3 separate regions of the Homo sapiens genome follow, and all the other regions are linked to region 3. The links are chromatin loops, found by intact Hi-C in ENCODE. Cell type or tissue: GM12878. All regions are shown on one strand. Each heading gives the region's core, and the rest is flanking DNA. Links, peaks and the distances in the headings are about the cores only.

Evidence for each region. A loop is a pair of places that touch in the nucleus more often than their neighbours do. Peaks named below come from ENCODE experiments on the same cell type or tissue, not always from the same donor. Only the 100,000 strongest peaks of a DNase experiment are listed, where the experiment ranks them.
Region 1: a loop joins it to region 3, with 3 times the contacts of the local background. A loop is called at or near these places in 1 of 110 quality-filtered maps.
Region 2: it touches region 3 in a loop (7-fold over the local background); 1 of 110 quality-filtered maps calls a loop at or near these places.

The regions. Positions count from the first base shown.
Region 1 is chr7:121,176,150-121,183,725 of GRCh38, reverse strand. The region is part of intron 16 of CPED1 (cadherin like and PC-esterase domain containing 1); the gene reads right to left. LOC124901735 (a long non-coding RNA gene) reads left to right here. Exons shown (of 3, transcript XR_007060494.1): 3 at 3,062-7,576. Among named protein-coding and RNA genes, the nearest start is that of WNT16, 150 kb to the left of the region's middle. RefSeq lists enhancers at 2,977-3,206, 4,576-4,735. In GM12878, for the core only: no CTCF peak of the experiment used is centred there; a DNase peak (open chromatin) is centred at 3,075; H3K27ac peaks cover 1,019 bases.
Region 2 is chr7:121,274,815-121,282,390 of GRCh38, reverse strand. The region is part of intron 22 of CPED1 (cadherin like and PC-esterase domain containing 1); the gene reads right to left. Among named protein-coding and RNA genes, the nearest start is that of WNT16, 50 kb to the left of the region's middle. In GM12878, for the core only: no CTCF peak of the experiment used is centred there; a DNase peak (open chromatin) is centred at 3,470; H3K27ac peaks cover 1,593 bases.
Region 3 is chr7:121,527,019-121,534,594 of GRCh38, reverse strand. No RefSeq gene overlaps it. Among named protein-coding and RNA genes, the nearest start is that of FAM3C, 130 kb to the right of the region's middle. In GM12878, for the core only: no CTCF peak of the experiment used is centred there; DNase peaks (open chromatin) are centred at 3,564 and 4,114; H3K27ac peaks cover 1,583 bases.

The DNA.
Region 1 (7,576 bases), core at 1,155-6,154, 350 kb after region 3:
TTGAAATCCTGAAAATTAAAATACATAGAAAACTAATATCATTATGTTCTTCTATTCATATCCAGTCCCCACTAACATCTGAGGTATTTCACATAATCTAAACATTTATTTGAACAGTTTGCTATAGCTATTCATCCACTTACCCACTGCTTATTACCTGGTCTATTAGATCTGTGAGAGAACATGGAAACAAAATCTGTACCTTAAGGAATTTACAGAAGACTGTCAGTCATCTAAAATACTCTGTGGACATCTGGAATTTCTGAGAGCATATACTGTCCTCCTCTCTTTCTTTGGGATACCCTTGAGGTCAAGGGTCCTTTATATTCTCAAACCTATGTTCAAGTTAATATTAAACAAATATCTCTTGGCTGACAACTGTCACCAACTCTAGATTTCAAATGTTTTGAAAACTTTGAAGCAAATATTACTTAAAATTTGAATTTTTATTGCCATATGTCATTTTATTTCCTGGTGACAGTTGTGAAAAAGGATTTCTAAACTGAGTGGAAGCTTTACATCTTCAGGGATAAAGCCCATTGGGTTGTCATAAGCCCAATGATTTCTAGGCTCAAAGAGTTTAGATAAGCACTCAGCACTTGGGGAAAGCTTGTAGGTTCTACAGCACATAATTACTATGAATTATCTAACTATTAATAACTGCAGTTTCTTGGATGATTCATACATTTTTGCAAGGCTTTGTAAACAAAACTGAGTTTTTTTTTTCTTTGAAAAGACAAAGATAGGAACTCAGGATAATAAATAGGAATAAGTTTTTGAAGAAAAAAATGCTAGCATAAAGGGGAGTGAGGAAAAAAAGGAGGAAACTAATATTTCAGACACCTTCCATGTACCAGGCACAGTGGTCCTCAAGCTACATAGAAGCTTGTCTTATCTAATTAATGTTCGCAATGACACAGTGAAGTAGGCAGTATGATCTCCATCACAGAGACAAGGTAAGCAACTTGCCCAAAGTAATCCCAATAGCAAGCGGAGGACTAGAATCTAAACCCAGACTGGGTAGCTGACTATAGAACTTACAATCTGACCAGCATTATTCCTCTGTGGCATGTCATTTCAAGCTACACTGAACATCAGTTAAAATAGAAGTCTCAGCCTTAGAAACATAATGACATTCAATAACTACAGAACAAATAATAACAAGGAGAAATGAAAAGGGGATAGGAGGGAGAGAAAAAGGGAGGGAGGAAGAGAGGGAGGCAAAGAAGGAGGAAAGAAAGGAAGAAATAAAGAAAGAAAGGGAAGAAAAGAAGGAAGGAAGGGAAGGAATGAAAGGAAGGAAGGCAGGCAGGCAGGTTGCTGAAATGCCACATCACTCCTACTATTACCAGTTACTGTCTCTATTAAGTGAACTTCTTTAATTTTGCTAAGAGCTAGTCTGTTTTTAATGCAGTAAAAAATACCTTAACATGGTCTACTAACTCTTCTGGCACAATTTCTATGAATTTTATATGTATTTTTTTCTGGAAATGTAACATCATTAAAACTAAAAAAAAAAAAAAAAGCTCTCATCGAATTGAAGTATTTAGCACGGGCTGACATATTCTAATGTTACCATAGCTTTTATAGTGGTTTTTATTGATTCTTATTGTCTAAAATAACAGAAATATGCAACATGTTAGAAGGGTTTGGGGCACAAAAAGTTTTATGAGGGAAGTAAGCTTGTGTGACAGCTGATATAGACACAAATGTCCCCCTAGTTTCCCAGGTTCATTTTGGAATAAACGTGACTTTTAAATTTCCAGGTACTAGTTTCCTCTAAGAATATCTAACTCAGAACCATATTAAAAGTTGTAAGACTACAATATGCCCAATTAATATGCATCTAATATTCCTTGATTTAGAGTTATCTGACAATAATATGCCAGCCTTGCCAGGAACTAGGTGTGTGACCTGTGGAAAGTCACTCAACCACTCTGTGTTGTTTTATTTTTCTTATTTGTAAAAGGAACTTAATAATTGAACCTTTCTCATACTTATGGATGATATAGGTTTTAACAATTTTACTAAAGGTTGACTAAAATGTTAGAAATCTATTCATGCAAACAACAATATTTGCAAACTTTTAATATTAGTCAAGGTGATATTTTGGTTAAGAAATGATGACCATCTCTTAGAAAATTAAAGAGGAATTTTTATGGTATCTTGCTGACATATAAATTTTTTAAACATCTTTAAAAATCAATAACGTATTTATGTACAGATCACAGCAATATTTTTTGAGAAATGTATTTCAAACAAATATCTTTAATTCCATCCAAAAAACAATTGAGATTCTAATATGATTTAATTTTCCTGGGGACAGTCATTCTTTACCAACTGATAAGTAAATATTTCAAAATTTTAGCTACTGGAAACTTCAAGTTACAGGGTATTTTTTGTATTGTTCCCTCTGCGTGGAATATTCTTTATTCTTAGATGGTGAGTGAAATGCTTGTAAACCTTACAGACTGTCTGAAGAATATACTTGCATGTCAAGCAAACTGGGGAAACCATTCACCTTTTACAAATATATAAAACAAGCTCAGCTGAACACCATTGTTTCTCCTGCAGTATGATCATCTCTCACACAAAAACACAATAAATCCATTTAAGAATCATCACACTTCATCTCATACAGTTTCCTTGAGTACAGTAGAACCCTTACTGTTGACTATTTCTTGAACATGATGGAAAAATTATAGTTTAAAATATTATTTTGTGAAAAAGCCTCAAGTCCATTTAGAGATGAAATGAAGCCCAAATCAAATGTCATACAGTCACAGTTTCAACCCTGGCTGACCACCCTGATCCGATCCTGTCAGAGAATGCTAAGACATGTCCCAGCTAATCATCACATTAGTCCTAAAAGTAACTAAGAACATTACTTTTAGTTTTAAAAGTAACCACCTTCCATGTCTCAGGCTACGCTGGAAGTATTGGAGGTGAGGTATTAATTTTAAAGCCTATAGGTAGATCATCTAAAAATCATGTTCTGTTCCTGTCATAAAGGGTGCATTTAAGTCTCTTCCTGTTCTCTCTTCTCTTCTCCATTGTGTAGCAAAGAAAAATTGATGGAGCATGAAAATCTCGGGCTAATAATAGTATATGAAAGAAGAACAGAAAGTGTGTGCCAAGGTGTGACCCACTGAGAGAACCCTGGAGACAAGAGTGTACAGATAATGTATCACGTAATTCTAGATTTTGTCATGAATTCCATGATGTATTAAAATAATTATTTCAGGATATTATTGTCCCATTGGCTTCAAAGGATAATGCAGAAAAACTAAGAGCCTCAGAATTTTTTTAAAGAAAATCAAATTAGCTACCACATTAAAAGTCTATTTTTATTTCATTGTTGATATTTTCCAAGAAAAAATATATTTCTAAAATCTTCGGAATCCATTTGTGTGTTACCTTTTAAAACATAGGAAAAAGGTAAAATAGGCCATCAGCTGAAAACACTTGTCTCTCCTGCAGTGCGATAATCTACTCACATGAAAATATAATGAGTCACTTTAAGAATCATCACACACATCTCTTGCAGTTTGCCCAAGTGTTGGGAATTTGTCAGGAAGAAAGCTACCTATCATCTGGTCTTTGGGACCACCATGTGATACTATTCCAAGATTCTGAAAATCCAAGCAATCTCATTCACTGAGAGAATAGTCAAATGATGTGTACTTTGTGAAAGTCATACAATAAAAAGAAAAACATAACAGTAAATCAGTTTTATACTTTAAATGTGAAATTTTAGATCCCAGTGTGTATCACAGAACACAGTGCAATCATTGTTAGTTTCATTTTTTTCCCTTAAAAAACTGCAAGGTATTATAAATTGTGAATAATTTAAAACATTAAATGGTTACTAACAAAACTTCAGACTATCAAAGCAATATAATTTATTTGTCTTTGTCTTATACTAATTAAAATGTACTACTTCCCTTACTACTTTGGGGCAAGGCTAAGGAACAATGACCTTTAATACATGTTGACTAAGAAGCTAACTATAAACTGTTATGTTGGGTTTATAAGTCATTACCATTGAGCTGTTATTCATCCTAAATCTTAAACATTTGAACACATTTCAATTCATGTAAACAATAGAAAATCAAATGAGAATATGAACAAAATAAAGTGATTTTCATAATTAAAGGCTTAAAGGTATAGACACATGAAAAAAACTTCTGTTTCTGCTTAGAAGAATATGCCAGAAACGTTCCATTCTGCACACTATTGTGATAGTACTTCAGCAAGGTCTGGGGAATAAATTTATCTTCAGAATAATCCTCCCTACCCTTTAAATTTATTACATGTATACACTAGGATATAAAGGTCTATGTTAAGTTGGATACTTCCTGACATGCTTTGCTTGACTTACTCCAACCATCACTCTGTATTTCATTCAGTGCCAAACTTCTTACAGAGTATATCTATATCCACAGCTACTAATTCCACAGCTATTAATTTCTTAGGCTTGCAGCCTAGCGTCTGCCCTCACCATTCTAGGGGAACAGTTCATCTTAAGGTCTCTAACCTTCTAAATGACTAGGCCAACAGGTTGGCTCATAGTCCTAACACCCATACCCCATCATTTTCCTTCAGGGCCTGACTTCACTGATCACTCCATTTTGAAACATCTTTCACTTTTGGTTTCCAAAACACGGTACAGCTTTGTTCTCCTCCCATATCTCTGACCTTGTTTTTCTGCTGTATGTGCTGGCTCCAAACTTTCTCCTACCTTCTAAATATAGATTGTCTCCTTGGACCTCTTTGCTGCATCCTGTTCTTTAGGTAGTCTCACCTGGCTTCACAAAGTTATCACATTTATACCATTGACACCTGCATCTCCAATCCCGGTCTCAACATTCCCCTTCAGGTTTCAATTTAGTTGCCTGACAACCCTGCTACATGACCTACCTGTACCTTAAAAATTCAACTTGTCCTGCGAACATTAGCATATTCTCTACAAGGTCAGCTCTTCTTGCTTTCCCTGTGTATTTTTGGAGGCACCATTCACCCTCAGTCATCTAAGTTCAAATGCTTCCATCATGATTGACTGCTTTGGTTCTGTCACTCCTGGCATTCCATTCCTCCAATTTTAATTTGGGACACATGTACTTTGCCATTGTAGTGTAGGCTGTCACATCTTGCACAGTCCTTACCACCTGTCTGCACAACTTTTTTGTCCACGTTTAAGATTCATATGATTCATCGTCAATTGTACTTGAAGTGGATCTTTCTCATCAAGCTGTCCCCCATTCCCTGTTTACCTCTACATTACAGCACAGAGTTAATGCCCTTCACCATAACAACAACAAGAACAACAACAAAAATACGCATGTGTATAATAGGTGCAAGTTTCAAAGACCACAAACTTGGTGTGTAAAATGTAACTTTCTTTCTCTGAAAAGAAATTTAATTTCTAGTTAAATACCCATTCCTCAAGGAAGTCAGGATGGGCAACTTTTAGATGCTTTTTCATTCAGTGGTGTTGTCTCTGATGCTGTTTTCCCAATATTCCTTACTGTCATTTCTCCTCTTTTCACCAGTTGGTGGTTCATTGCCCCCTCCTCAGAGGCTGCATGCCAAAAAGTGAGGGTGAGGTCCTCTCTGCTACTAGGTCCTCAATCTCTTTGTGGTTCTTCTGACAAAAAGATCTGGATTCAAGAGCCCCTCCTCGTGAATACTTCCTAGCACCTACCTCCTTTACTTCCCCATTGCTTTTTCTTTCTGTTCTCCAATTCAGAGAACTGTAATATCTTGGGGATGACAATAAGGGATTAAATCCTAGAATCCTTTCCTGTAGGGAAGAATCCAGATTATCTAATGGACTTTATTTTCTTACTTGCATTCATGCTATAACAACTTTACCCCCTGGTCATAAGAATAGAACACAGCAGATGCTTCCTGCATGGAAGGAAGGTAGGGGCAGAAGGAAAAAGGGGGAAAGAAGCATAGCTTATTACAAAATGTCATGTCATGACATTATAGTAGCAGAACTTAAAGACCACTTCAGAAAGGATTATTGCCAAGCTGCAGTACAGCACTTTCTCCTCACTGCTCTTTGGAAGGAACTAGCCGTTGCACTGTTATATGTGTGTAACTCTTTATGGAAAGAATTATTTTAGGTAAATATATGGGCAATATATGCATTTTGTTTGGCTTGTACACAATATATGCATTTCTTTGGCTTGGCTTAAACCTTTTTAAAAAGTGTTTTTTAATTGAGAATTTTCACATAAAATCCACATTTTCTGCTTTTTTAGAAAAATATAAAAAATTGGCAACATCAGGAACTTGTACAAAATTGACTTAAATACAGCTTGTAAAGTCGGATAGAGAAACATGGTGAGTAGGCAAGGAGACAGAACTAATATCAACTAAGCACTTTCTATGAGCTCGACAACTGCACACACGAACACACACACATATCATTGAATCCTTGAAGTTAGGGAGGTAAGATGTTATTATTCTCATGTCAAAAAGCTAGCAAGTGACAGAGACAGGAAAGGAACCTGCATCTCTCTCACAAGGAAAGCACACTACTAGACAAGAAATGGCGAGAAAAGAATGTAGTCTCAATGCATCTAAATCTCAGTGGTACCTTCTGGGAATGAGAATGCATAGAAACCAACAGACCAAACAAAATACCAAAATCTACGCTACTGCCATTCTTTGCTGCTTTGAAGCAAGTCTCTTTTTGCCAGAGTTCTCTTACTTCCTAGGCAGTCAAATTAAGTAGCTACAAGTCAGAACATGACAGATTTACTTTAAAGCTATCAACAATTCTATACTTTGGAGTACTTCTAGTCACTATTATCACAGATGCTTCCTTTCCAAGGATGGCAGAAATCTCTGTGATAGAAAGAATATAAATAACCTGTATTTTACTTCAGATTGCCTTGGTCCTTTTCAAAATAGGAGAAGGCATACAACAAGTTATATTAGCGCAGCTCTTTCCACTGCCTCTATAAATGCATAAAGTAGCAATTTTCTTTCTAAACCAAATCTGTTTGGCAAGATATAATTGCTGTTATAAAAATTTAAAAATGGTCCTCTTCAGGGGAGTTTACACCTTTCAGATATTTTTGAGCTATTGTCATGACGTTCACCTTTCCCTGTGGACATATTTGACTCCTTTAATCATGGCTAATAAATCAATCCTTTCATCCTCTTAATTTTTCTTGTTATTCTCTGAACTCCATCCAGTTGGCTTATATGTATTTAGTAATGTGCAAACCAAAACTAAATGTAATATTCCAACTGTGTTTTTTTTCAGTATTACAAAGGTGATATTTTAAAAGCTATTGATTCCCTGTAAAACATGTTTAAAAAAAAAAGAAATCAGAGAAAATGAAAGGAAATAGTGAGAAAGAAATAGTAAGGGATCCTATTAATGTTGCAACTTTGTGATTTATTTATGGATATTCCCTGATTTCAATTATAGGAGGCTTATTACTATTAGTTATTTAACTAACTATGCAATTCAAGTTATTTCCAGAGGTGTTTTTTTTTTTTTTTTTTTTTTTCCAGCGGGGAGGATGGAGGGATATTGTTTGTCTATTGTTTTTAG
Region 2 (7,576 bases), core at 1,155-6,154, 250 kb after region 3:
TGGGGTTATTAAAATCCAACTAAAGGGTCGACTGGAATGTGACTTTGAAAGAAAGCTGCTTGCAATACACGTTAGGTTACCTTTGAAGCATAATAATAATAGTAAACAACAAAATGAGCCATTAGAAAACATCAGTGAAAGATTTAGGCCTTGACACAGAGACAAAAGGCCTCAGATGTTTGTATACCATGGTTACCTTAATCAGAAACAAATTCTAATGGCTTGATACATCAAATGCTTCTCTAAATTTGGGTGCAGATGACTTGACCACTGAAAAAGAGACAGGTATATCTAAGAGGAAAGGAGCTACTACATGTGGTTAATAATACATACATGTGTGATTTGGCAAATGTTTGTAATATGTTAAATATGAGTGTTAAAGGACAATTTTTATTTTGCCACTTTGAAGTAACTCCTCTTTACTTTTGTGTTTATTTTCTTTTTGTGAATTTGCTACATTGAAGTACGTTTTAAAGTAGGAAGAGATAGTGAAGGACAATTTATCTCCATGCTGCATGACAATCTGTTTGATCAGCATTGTTCCATAAGTCTTATAAGAAAAATGGTTTTTCTCACAGCAATGTTCACATTTGATTAAGTTACATGTAAGACTTTCAAGACTTTCAAGTAAAAATTACAGTGTTTCAAAGACAAATATTTTAAATATACTGACTATAGAAATTTAGGAAAACAATTTTGGAGCTAAATGGAGTTTTATAAGTATAAGATCTTATAGGCTATTAAATGATCACACTTTTCTGTGACTCAGTGTAGCAAGAATTGAAATTCTGTGCTTTGGGTTGTAGACATAACATTTACTTTTTTATAGTTTCCTTATATGGTAAGGGATCTGCCAGTTTATAATTATAGATCTTTCCACATCTCTACACCATTAAAAACGTGGGTACAGAGACATTTTAGAAGGCATACAAATGGTCACAATTCAACTTGACTGGATTTGGCCTATGGGAATTATAAGACTTCCCAAACGAACAAAAAATTGTTTGAATTATGAAACCAAACTTAACATTGCAACTTTCACTATTAAATGTAGGTAATTTCAACACTCAAAATTGATTTCACATAAACCATCATCAGAACGTGTGTATTGCCATATCAATTAACTGCTGATTCTAAAAATAACTTTGAATTTCCAAAAAGCCAGTACAAAAGGGAAGTCTTGGTGAACTGGAAAGGTGTCAGGCAGATTACAAACAAATACCTTTCTTAAGATTGATCTTGACCTGAATAACCCACAAAGAACTTCTGATGTGGTTCCAGATCCACAGAATAAAATAGAAAACAATTTTTATGGTGCAAGTGTTCCAAAATTGTCCTATACTGGATTAGAGGATGCTCTGATTACAAATATGTTTCATCATGGATGGGGTCTGAAGAGGAGACAGGGTAATGGCTTTCTGAGGCTGGAAAACATGAGATTGGCCAGGCAAATGTGTTAGTCTTAAGACAAATGTATACTGTTGAAGTACTTTTTGTTGGATGTAGTCATTCTGCAGATGGCATTCAATCCAAGATCCAGTCACCAAATTATGACCAGCTGAAAAAGTAGCCTAAGAATTCACAAAAGTGGAATAAAAATAACGTGACAAACAATAGCTAGAAGTTAGTCCTTATAACTCATAATTTCACTTCAGGACATCATGCAATTTTGACAGATAATAGGGAATTCTTTCATTTCATCCCTTTGCCCCCAAATATTTAATTATGGCCACATGAAATAAACTGTGTTTTGATTGAAGGGAATCCAACTTCTGAATCTGTCAAAGATGCTGGGGATTAGGGGGCAAGACTAAAACTTTCTTTAGGAATGAGTTTTGTTTTGTTTTGGTGTTTCCAGATTTGCAGTCAGCATATTGTCTGTCCCCCACCCTTCCTCTAATCCCCAGCCCTTCTTACTCTGACAGCTGAGGCTTTGTAACTCCTGCCCTTGGACAACGCTGAGCGTTGGCTCTGGGAACAAATTCTGCTCTGAGGTGCGGAGACTGATTGTAAGGAGCTCCAGACCAGAAGTTTACCAGTTTAATATTAAACTGTTGGTTCTATCTTACAGTCTCATGCAGTTCCCCAGACACTAAATTCCCCTGTCTTAAACTCAATTTCCCAAGTGGCTGAATATCTATGTTGCTGAGTTTTTACACTATTGGAATGACCTGTACTAGTCTTAGCATAAGCTAATTCCTCTTTTGCTCTATTTAGATGTGCATCTTGGGTCTTGGAATCTATTGGACGTTAACACACAGGTATTTGTTTCTATCTAACGCTCTTGAACTTAAATATTTTATTTAAGATTAAGGCACTAAATGTTACACAATTTGTGTGGGGACTAACATTTCCAACTGATGACTTCACTGTATTAATTTGCTCAGCACCACTCTGGCCTTTTCAAAGAAGATCTTCCGGTGGGTCATTCAGTTTCATGTCAGAAGAGCTCTCCAGCCTCCTGTCTGAGGGACCCTCTGCCTGACTGTGGAATGCTAGGAGGTCTAGGGAAAAGTTCAGGGCTCCTCCCTTCACACGCCAACTTTACCTTCATCTTTCTGTTTTCAGCCTCTAGATTAATTTATTCTTTACTATACTTGTGTTTCTGAGTCCAGACTTTCTGCAGTTCCATTTTAAAAGATATTGTATGTGATGATATAGATTCCCAACTGTATGGGCTGGGGTAAGGAACTCAGGGGTCTACCAATTTTGCACATAGACTTCTAGCCAATTGTTTTCTGACCTGTGTCTCAGCCTTATCTTTTTCAGCATAGGATCTGAACAGCAAGTATGCCTCACTCACAGCTAGTATTTCTCTTCTCTCGGCACTTTCAGTTGTACCTTATTTTGCCTGCTAAGTCAAACTTCATAGAATGAATTCAAATGAATTCAGATTTCTTGTCTGTTATGAGTTATTCTGTTTTTTCTTTGTGGCGGGGGGTGGGGAGTGAGTGAGTAGCTTTATGTCTTTAAAGTATTTTTCTTGGGGTTTCAAGTGGAAGGGAAGATAAATGCTTGTGGTCAATCTGCCTCATTTAGTCTGTACTTCATGCATGATTTTTTAGACCTTATCCTTATGCCAATTTTCTCAAAGTGTGTTTAGTGGGGTGTTAATAGTTGTGATAAAAAAAATAAGGAAAAGTCATTCTGTGGTCAAAAATGCTGGGGAAAAACTGGGTCACACTAAGCTAACCAGCTTCTTTAGTGTAAGAACTTTTGGGATTATTTAATATACTAATATTATTATCTGAGAACCCATAAGGTGGAGGTGTATTCAGTATTTCTCAAAAAACAAAACCTGTTTTCACCAAATTAGAACATTAAACCTTAATGTAGGAAATGGTAATCAAAATAGTTCAAACTCTGGCTTAGCTTGGTTCTTAAAGGCTAGTAATAAACTCCCTGACATGGGGGTTTATTGCAAAGAACATGAAGGAGTTTATGAGTCAGCATCTCTTTTTTAGTCACACTGACATTCTAGGTTTCAGTATTGAAAAGGCTGGGTAGTATAGCTGCCTTATGGAGTCATAATAGTAGTTCAACATAAGTTACTTTCACTGTTTGTTGACCCTCCATTTAATTATCCTTCTTAAGAGAGAGACCTTGATTTAATTGGTGTTACAACCATTCAATATAGGGTACTCCCTTTGAAACAGGATTTTGTATCAAGTCATCTCAGAAAAGGCTGGGCTCCCTCATGACCAGTGAATTTATTCTCACTGGGCACTGATCTCTAATCTAATCAGCTAGTAGCAGAGGATAGAATTCACTTACAGATGATTGAATGAGCACTAATCATTTTACACAGAAAGAACTGTTTGAAACTACATTTCTAAAAAAGGAGTGTAGGAATCTGTGACTCATCTTCAGCACAGGGTCATTGAAAGATTTTTAAATGACAACACCGAATGTGAAGTATAGGAACATTCTCCTGGTGGGGGGTAAGAAGTACGGATTCAAGTAGTTGACACTGGAGGCTCTGAGATAAAAATATTGCAATAGCTGAGGGCAAAGAAATGATAGAGAAGGAGAGACCCTCCTCCCCACCTTGTTCATTTGCCACCCCACACACTATTTACCTGAATCCTCAACCTGCTCCTCAGGGGCCTTTCTCCAACTGTCCTTCTTTGTCCTGTATTTTTATTCTGTCTCTTGGTATTGATTATTTCCTCTCTGTTTAAAAACATGCCAAAGTCTTTCCTCCTTTAAATCCAATATTTTTACCCTTTTCTTATTTTTATTTGTTGAAAGCTATTATGAGCCCCCTTTCTCACTTCCTATACCTCTTCAACTATTCTAGTCTAATTCTTGCCCCGACATTTTACCAAAACCACTCTTAAGATGATCAGAAAGGACTCCCCTGCTTCATGCCAAAAACATTATTTTGGAATCCTCACCTTAATAGATCTATCTATTACATTTGACAACACTGACCCTGTCTCCATCTCTCCTTTTCACAAATGGTTACTCTGTGGCTTTCCATGGCTTCACCTTCTACTTGAGTTTTCCCGCTATTAGTTTATGCTCTAAGTTCAAATGCTCCTATTTCTCCAGACTTTGCTTAAATATTGGTGTTTCCAGGAGTTTCTTTCTCAGCCACTCTACTCACTTTCTCTGGATGACGTATTTTCTTTTCTTTTTGGAAGTTAAAAACGTAACCTGCATGACCTCACACATACAGTGGGCACAGGGCAAAGACTTATTTAATTCGCTCAGGGGGAACAGCAGGAGGCAAAGCCGTCTCAGAGGAGGATTCAGGGCTAAGTGCCTACAGCCCTTGAGAGATCGCACAGTGGATTAAGATGGGAAAGAAGAGGTGGGTTGTCGATGACGTGTAGGCAATGCAGCCGTCACCACCTGCCATCTTCTCTGCCACACAGAATACACTTGCACCTCTACCAAAACTCTGCAGTTCACGCAGGATGTCAATGAGTCTGGGCTCTGTGGATGATCTATTTTCATGGTTTCAACTACAACCTATTTTCTGATGACTCCCTGTGCCATCTCTCATCCCTACCAGTCCCTCCAGTGTCATATTTGTATATCCAACTGCCCATTGGAGATCTCCACCTGGATGTCCTACAGGCAACTCAAATACAACATGTTCAAAATTGAACTCATCATCTTTTCCTAATAAGGTGACTTTTCAGTCATTCTTTGTCTCAATTGCCAGTTTCTCTCCCTAATCCATCACTCAAGTTAGGAGTCATCTTTGATTCTTCCCACTCCTGCATGCCACAAATAAGATCTATAGATATCATTTTTTAAAACCAGGCTTGCTTTTGTCCACTTCTCTCTTATACTTACACTTCTCTTTTATACTCTCTGTCCTGGTTTGGGTGGAACTTTACAATCTCTCACCTGACTTCTAGAAAAAAAAAATCTCCTAACTTCTCTAACTTGTTCTTCTTCAAATCTTCCTTGCTCACTGTTATTAGTCTTAACTGTTTGAAACAAAACCATGACCATCTCACTCCTCTCCTGAAAACCTTTCAGTGGGTCTCCATCACCTACAGGATCATCCAGTTCTTACCATGATCTTGCCCTCACCTACTTTTTTCAAATATTCTTTTGTGATTTATGTTCTACTATATACAGGATTGCCTGTGATTATGAGAACATCAGGTATTTCAGAGCTACTTTGGTTCACATTATTCTATGGGATTGCAATGGCCTTCCTTCTACCATTATCTTATTACCTTGATTAAGTCCTGTTCATCCTTCAACAATTAACTTGGATGGTAATTCAAGAAGAAACACTTAATCCTTAGATTGAGTGCCTCTTCTTGGTGTTTCACAATATCTTATTCATATATCTGATGTGCTATCAAAGGTATTGTTTCATAATATGGGTTTTTAGGACTGACCCTGATTGCAATGTCCTGAGGGCATAGAGTACGTCATATTTATTTTTATATTACTACTGTTTAGTTCAAGAACTGGACCACAAAATAAATGTTGAATGATTTAGTAAAAGAATAAACAAGGTCAAGGCAGTTGGAATGTAGTGTAGGAGAAAGACGTGGAAAATATATAGCTTGTAAACAGGATTTGGTAACTGGCTGGTTAAGGGTCGTGAAAGGGCTGGAGAAAGATAAGCAAAAGTCGAAGATAGCTCTAGTTTATAAATGGTAGTGTGATAGAGTAAATTAGGGAATACCAGAGGGGAGGAAAGTTTAAAGGAAATATTAATTCTCCCTCTAAGGATATGCTGATTTTGAGATACTTACGGGAGTCCTATAAAATGCTCTTCTAACTCACTTTACAGCAGTAGTACAATGCTTGCATAGAGTAGATACTCAAAAATATCTATTGAATTAAATTTCCATACTAATTCATTAAAAATAGCCATGCTGAAAGTTAAATTCTGGGTTCTTCTATATCAGCTAACTATGTTAACCATATTTGTATCTTTTTTTTCCCTAAAAGTCATTATTTCAGTTTTTTTTTTTTTACCGGATGAATTTAAAGTTTCTTTCTTTTTAATTTTTAAATTGTGGTTAGATAGTAAACTTGTAAAGTTTAAAGGAGAAAGTAAAACACTTTATTTCTAGGCCAAATAATCTTTTATTTAATTAAGATTATATAATAAAGATTATAGGGTTAAAATTAATTAATAGTGGAAAACCATCTCTGACAAAGAACCAAAACTCCCTTCTTTTCTTCTTTCTATAGTACCAGAATCAAAGGAAACCTGCTGGTATTAGTGGTAGTTTGATGCCAGATGGTTTTTGTTGACTGAGTCAAAAGCTGTAGCTACATTTGCCAAAAAAGGAAGATATTATATAAGGTCTGCATAATTGATTAGACTAATGAATAATAACATATCAGTTGGTTGTGGATTTGTCCCTTCTGCAGCCAGGTTTGTGTTGATAACATTATTGTATTCTTTCCAGGTTTTAGCTTGTTCACAGTAGGTGTTTGCCACATAACCGAAGGCACCATCCAAAACCTCTCTTGGGCAAGAGCTACCTGGATCCTGTTTGTTGTCCTATGTAAACACTAGGAAAACGTAATCCATTTCCACTCATAAAAAGAAACACCTGCTTTTCTAATCAGCAGGAACATGTTAGTCAAAATTGATGCACACCAGTTGGGAAATTGTTTACAGATTCTTGGTGGCAACATATTCTCTTTTGGTGCCTTGACGGATGAAAGAAACACCTCAAGATCTTTCATCTCACCTATGGCAGTGAGAGCTCACTGAAGCAAGTTTGTTATGTCTATGATAGAATTCTAACCACAAACCAAAGAAAAAACATCAATATCTTACTGTAATGATTATACCAACCCTTCTCAGGTATCCTTGAATCTATTGTGGGAATAGTTTAGTTGAACATCAGAAGATAAAAGTCCCCCAAGCCAGAATTTTTATGGTTCTAACACAATTTTTTCAACTCTTGCTAGTATTTTATGGTAAGCTTTATTTGCCAGGCTCATAAGATGAGCACAGAGGTGAAAAAAAGGTTATCAGCAGAATTTTTGCCCTTTAACTTTTTAGACATGAGAGCAGTCACCAACTTTTTTTCTAGCTTGCTGCATTCATTATCAAATGTCCTCTATAAAGAGTTTTAGA
Region 3 (7,576 bases), core at 1,289-6,288:
AAAAAAATAATGATTGTATTTTGGTGGCCATAGCATATTTAGAAATAAAGTACATGAAAAAAATAAGAAGGAGGGAGTATATGAAAGTGTACTGTTGAAATATCTTACATATGAAGTGTGCAATGTTAATTCAATGTGGATTGTAATAAGTTAAAAGTGTTTATTTTAATCCTCAGTAAAACAAAGTTTTTTAAAAAATAGTTTTAGCTAAAATGCCAATAGAGAAGATACTACTAAATATACTCAGTAATTCAAGTCAAGAAAAGGAAGGGAGAAAAAGGAATGAATAAGAAATGAGACAAATAGAGAACAAACACCAAATGGTGGACTTGTGGCCAAATATATTAATAATTGTATTAAATATAAATAAAGATTTTATTGTCAAGATTGTCAGATTGAATGAAAAAGCAAGGCCAAATGATGTACTGTTTGTGGAAGATAAACTTTAGATATGAAAAAATATAAAAATGTATTATTACAGTTGGATACTTTAACATACCTCTCTCAGTAATCAATATAGTTAGGGACAACCAAATCAATTTATATATAGACAATTTGAACAGCACTATCAATCACCTTATCCTAGTTGATATTTATTGAATGCTATCCCCAAAATTAGAAGAATATATATATTTTTCAAGTTCTCACAGGTAAAAGTATACATTAAATTCTTGTATTAGTAAAGAAGAAAGGTCACAATCAGTTATGTAAACTTCTACCTAAAGAAAATTTAAAAAAGAAGAACAAATTAAACCCAAAGTAAGCAGAAGTAATGAATAATAAAGATAGGGGTAGGAATCAGTGAAGTAGGAAACAGAAGAACAATAAAGAAAGCCAATGAAGCTGAAAGCTGGTTCTTTGAAAATACCAGTATCATTGATAAACCTCTAATCAAACTGAACAAAGAGAGACAGGGAGGAAGAAAGAAAGAAAGTCAGCACACAAATTCACATTTTCAGGAAAGAAAGGAGGAGGCCTGGCACAGTGGCTCACACCTGTAATCCCAGCACTTTGGGAGGCCAAGGTGGGTGGATCTCTTGAGGTCAGGCGTTTGAGACCAGCCTGGCCAACATGGTGAAACCCCATCTCCACTAAAAATACAAAAAATAGCCAGGCGTGGTAGTGAGTGCCTGTAGTCCCTCTTACTCAGGAGGCTGAGGCAAGAGGATCACTTGAACCTAGGAGGCGGAGATTGTGGTGAACCAAGATCGTGCCACTGCACTCCAGACTGGGCAAGAGAGCGAGACTCTGTCTCAATTAAAAAATTAAAAGAAATAAAACCTTTAGGAAGAAATATCAAGTTTACACAGACTTGTAGACAAATAGAGGAGGAAAAGTCACTTTCCAATTCATATTATGGGGAAAGAGTAACCTTGATACTAAAACTATATATGGACATTACGAAAAAGGAAATTAGAAACCAATAGCACTCATAAACATAAGCATAAAAATATATTTCCAAACCAAATTCATTAATTTATAAAAAGAATAATACAATGTATCTAATTATGGTTTAATTCAGTAATACAAGATTGATGTGATAGTTTAAAAATGTAACACATTAACAAGTTAAAGAAAAATCATGTGAGCATTTCGATAGATGCCAAAAATGTGTTTGACAAAATTCAATATCAATTAAAAATTGTTTTAAAACTCCCAGCTAACTCTAAATAGAGAGAGTTTCCAATCTGTTCAAAGGCATTTGCAAATAAACAAAACCCCTAAAAGCATAGAAAACATTTATACCTAACTGTGAAAGGATACTTCCCTTTCAGTATTGGATACAAGGAAAGGATGGCCACTCCAACCACTTATATTGAGTGTTAGACTTTAGAGACTCACTATGGTATAGCGCGGGGCTCTCTCTCTGCTTGGAGTACTTCTGTAATGCATCTAGCCTGCTGACCCAGGTAGGCCTTTGTCTGCTGAAACTTTAGCCAATGTGCATTCAGAACATCTATACCTACCCCCTAATGTGGAATAATGAGACTTCAGGGGACTCCATATAATGCACTACTTCTCTGTTTTTAGGTTATCCCCAATAAAACCTATATTATATCTGTATTTTGTTTGTGATACGTTTGCGTGGATACTGAATATATCCTGGAATTTATTCATACATATTTTAAACAAACATATTCTAAATGATGTTTATGAAAATTTATTACATGTATTATTTTTAGTAATAACAAAATATCAAAAATAAATAACTGCTCAGTAATAGAGTGCTGGTTAAATAAAGTAGGTATATCCAACAAATAGAGTGTTAGTCATAAAAAATCAAGAAATTCATTGTGTAACATGTAATGATCTCCAAGATACAATCGTAAGTGAAAGAACAATGCAAAGAAAACTATATAATTGAAAAATAAGGGATAGAGATAGGCAGATAGATATGTATTTATTTGTATATGCATAACATATCTCTGTAAGGATAAACAAAAGGAGTTCAGTATTAGTTAATTCTAGAGCAGGGAATTTGTTGCCAGAGTAACAATATGGAAGGGAGATTTTTGTTATACCTTTTCTTCCTTTCGAATGTTGAACCATCTTAACGTATTAACTAACCCAAAATGAAATCCAGTTTAAATTTAAAAAAATCTCGTTGCTGTGAATCACAGTAACATTTAGTTCTGTCCATGTAGTTCTATACCTAGCACATGGGATATCTCCTGCTGTTATGCATAAGATAGGTTGAAATGTGATAATGGGATTAGAATCTAGACAAGGGGATAGGATAGTGCAGACACAGATGATGACAATGAATGTTATGTGCCAAGTTCCACGACACAGTAAAAAAAATCTTTAATTTATATGAGTCAGACTTGAAGTCTCTTATGTGCAAAGCTGTGCTGAAAAGACATGTCGTAGGGACAGTTCTACAACCCCACCTTTCTTCCCTTGCCGCTACATGCCTGTCTTCCTGCTTAATCCTGCTGCCATGTAAAAACAGCTGCCTCTCACTTGTCCCCCACTTGACCTTATTTTATCTGATGCTTTAAAATCCCATTTCACGCAGTCAAAGCTAGCAAAGAAGATAAAGCAGGATTTAGAAGAAGATGGATAATAGAAGGGAAAGGAAGAAAAGCTTTCCTGTGATAAAAATCTGGAAATCTAACCACCAAATTGTAACGTAATTTATATGGGAAAATTCATTTTTGTTTTCTACACAACCAGAACATCAATAAAACACTTTGAAAGGTAACCTGTTTGTAAATTGAGGAACTTCTATGCTTATACTTCCACATGGAGGCATGAAGACTGAGTCACAACGGCAAAAAAAAAAAAAAAACTCCTCAAGATTGATACTTAGACCCATTTAGCAAGGAGGCCTTCTTTTTCTTGAAAATAAATATTATATTGAATTCCATTTACGTATAGTTAATGCTGGCCAGTTTGTGGAGATTGTGGAAAAGCAAAAAAAAAAAAAAAAATGTTAGCACAGGCTTCAAGGGACAATTCTAAAGACCTTCAAGACAGTGACTTCAAGTAGCTTTTTTCCCTCATCTATCACTGACACAAAAATATGTGAAACAGATGGTGGTTCTTGGCTATATATAGTTTTTGTTGAAACTTGTTAAAAACAGTTTGGATCATGATTAAGAAATCTTACCACCTCTTAGCTGAAACATACCCCAAGGTTTTTCTTAGAAGGTGTTAGAAAGGCAGCTGATGATTATAGTCAATGTTTCCTTCTTCTACAAATAAAAAAAAATCTAAAACCACCAATGGCCTTCTGGATACAAGCAAATAAATACACAAAATCAAAGACAACTGGGAGATGTTCATAACTAGTCTAGTTTTTTTATTGAATAAACAGCTGTACTTTGGGTTATTGACATACATATACATTATATGAACTCTTACTTTGACTTAACTTTTTTCTTGCATGAGTCATTGTAGTCATTAGACTGTTTACTGTTTCCTGTTTTGCCCTCCTGGGTGCTGAGTAGATTGACACGTCTTTGCTCCCTTGTGTTTGAATGGGGCTGTGTGATTCATTTGAGCCAGAGAGTTGTGAACAGTGTGTGGTGTGGCTCCCCTGGGCCTGTGCACTTAAGTACCAATGCCAGACCGCAAAAAATTTTTTGTTCCTTTGTCACATTAACCAGAAACAAGTAAGATAGTGGCCACTCTTGCAGCTGAGTTCCTTGACTGACCACAAGAAGCAAAGTTTCATTACCGAACTGTCGTGGACATGCATCAGGAGTGAGAAATAAAGCTGTATTGTTTTAAGCCCTGAAAGTTTTTAGTTTGTTTATTACTGTAGTGTAATCTAGCTTACCCTGACTGATACAGATCATGCTGAAGTCACTGGCAATAAAGCAACAGCCAATGACTTGCCAATGGAAAGGCAGAGAAAAGGAAGGTCTATTCCCAGAGAGAGCATTGCTTTTTCCACGTGAAACAGGACAAAAAAGCAAACAAACAACAAAACAAAAAACAAGTATTCCCAGGCATATATCTGCAATGCTACAGCTGTCCTTTAAGAATGACTCTCTTAATTATGCTCTCGTGATTGCCAAAACATAGAAGCCACTGGAACGAATTTGAGTAAAAAGGATTATGGGATCATTAGGATCTCATAAGTGAAGAAAATCTTAGGAGGTGGAGGAAAAAAACATTAAAAGAAAAACACGTAAGAAAATTAGAGAACCAGTTCAGGAAGTTGACTGGGATTTCTACAAGAAAGAAAAATGAAGGAGATAAATTAGGAATTAAATATAGTTTTCTAGAAATGAAGTTTTTAAAATTTCAGATTGAAAAAAATCCACTGAATTCTCTGCATAAAGATTGAAACCTAACAAGATACACCATGCTGAAATATCAGAATACTGGTGACCACGAGAGGATTCTAAAAAGTCTAGGAGAAACAGGGGTAGGAAGAAAGAAACTGAGAGAGAGGAAAAAGAAAGAAAGGAATGAAGGAAGGAGAAGAGAGAAAGGGAGAAGAAGAGAGGGAGGGAGGAAGGATGGAAGGAAAAAAGAAAGGAAGGAAGGAAGGAAGGAAGATTTCTGACAAAGCATCAATAATCATAATGCATTCTGTATTAGGATGGCATTAGGTGTTGTGTAAAATAGAATCAAACTATAAAATAGCTCAAACATATTAGTTTATTTCTTGTTCAGGTAAAAATCCAAAGTTTCTAGTTAATGGGCAGTTTTTATTTAGTACATCAGGGACTAAGGAACTTTCTTATATTGGGGGTTTCTGTTCTCTAGAATGTCATTATCACCACATTCAGCTGGAAAAATGGTGGGGGGAAGTATGTAGGAAACGTATTATTTTCTTAAAGCCTTTGATCAAGAAGAAAACACGTCACTTTTACTAAAACTGCATTAATACCAGAGCAATCATAACTATAAGCAAGGCTGAAAAAATGCAGCATTGTTGTGCAACATGGAATAAGAGGGACAGGATTTTTAGTGACTAGCCAGCAGTGTAGAGGGAGTAAGAAGGCCCAGTGAGTTCACTAGCAGTAAAGAGGGCTGGTTTCCTTTAGGATCTAAGAAAATAAAATGATGCTTCTGTGCAGGTGTGCAACTGTGCAATAAAAAGAGCATCAAATAGTAAAAGTTTGCGATGCTTGCTTGGAACTGAATCATTTTGATATGACTAATTAGGAAATATGGCTTCATGTGTATTATTATACTGGCACCTGCTGGGTGATATAAATTTGGTGGGTCTCTTTAGGGATATGTTGGCAATACTCCCTTTCTTGGAAAATGCTTAAGGAAGCTTCAGCTGGAAAGGAGACTCTCATGGGGATCCTGAGACACATGAGATTCTGGTTACCATCTTTGCATCTTTTTCTATCAAACAAACCACACTCTACAGCAATATCTGGAGTAGTGCTTCTGTCCTGTGACAAGAGTGGAGAATTATCTTCACATTTTCACCTGGAATGTATTTCTACCCTACAATTTAGTACTCTGCCAAATTACCAATTACACATGAGAATAGAATAAAGACATTTCCACATATGCAGTTTCAAAACTTTTTCTACCCATTGGCCCTTTCTCAGAGATATTTTGGAGGATGTTTTCTACCAAATTGAGGGAGTACGCCAAGAAAGAGGAAGACATAGGACACAGAAAATGGCTGATCCCTTCCAAGAGATAAAGAGAATTCCCAGGACGTCTGCTATTAAAAAGCCTCTGAAAGAAATATCTCTCAAGAAAGGAAATCAGTATATTTCTGGGTGTGTTTAAATGGTTGACATAAGATTTACACATCTAGAGGAGGAAAATTAGTGACAAGTAAGTGGAAGTTCATAGAACAAAAAATGGCACAAAATAAATCTCTAGTACAGACAATTGCTATTCTTCCTCCTTTCTTCTCTTCTCCCCACACATTCCTCCTTTTGTCCTCTTTCAATTGCTCCATCCTCCTCCTCTCTTTCTTACATCCTTCACTTTCTGCTGTATTCTTCAAATAATTTGAGATGCTTTATATGACATACATGCAAACACTAAAGGATAAAACAAAAACTGAGAAAGTTGGAGTAAAGGGGAACAATAAGTGCAAAAAACAATTAAATAAAACTAATTATTACCTCAGCCATGCAGAGGTAGAAAGTAGGAATTGGGAAGGCTTGCAAACAAGTCTCGCCAGAAAGTTCCAATGCCTATACCAGTTGTTTATTGAGGGTGTCCATTTTATTTTCTGTGACGATCACCTCATAATCAGAAAGAATGAGCCCAGGAGTGAGATTGGAGTTGGTCTTATTGCAGGTGAATGAGGAGCCTGTGGCCATCAGGCATGAAGTGAGATCCCCTCCTCTACACAATGCCAAGTTCTCTGTAAGGATCAAGAACCTTAGCAGCAGCTGAGAAAAGGGTCAATAAATATGTTTTAATCAGTAACATCTATATTTTATATGAAAATATAAATACACATGTGTTTTATTATTTTATACTTTGTCTAACTGGTGACATTTTGAGAGGTATTTATATTTCTCCATCTCAAATGTTTGTCAGTGATTTTGCTTATGATATATTCCTACAGGATGTATTTGGATTGATTGTGATATATATTAAATACATATATAAGAACATCAAGTTCAATGATATAATCATATAAAATAAGATAAGAAAAATGTGGTGCTCATTCTTAGCTCACAGGGTCTCATGGCTCATTTGCCCTTTTGTTAAATTAAAGGCAACACAGTCCAGTGAATTGTGCATAGACATGATAACCAACATCCTTGAATGAAAATCTTTGCTCTAAAAATTAATAAATATATTACTTTCAATTTTTTAAGGAAGGAGCTTAGGTTGTTTGAGCCTCAGTTTCCTTCCCTATAGAAGTAGGGATGATGACAGCAATCCCTATGAGTTTCTGTAATGATAAAAAGAGAACACTGACCTCTAGATGGGCACAGAAAAAATGGTAGTTATTATATCCATGGAAATGCTAAACACTCTCCACCCTCTGTCTTCTATCTTTCCCATGCATATTTAATAAGAATACTTCTTTTGTACCTGAAATGTACATTTTTAAATGTCCAAATTCATTTATATATGAGCATGTATGTTGTAGGAAAGACCTTCCCATTTTAACTAAGTGACCTAT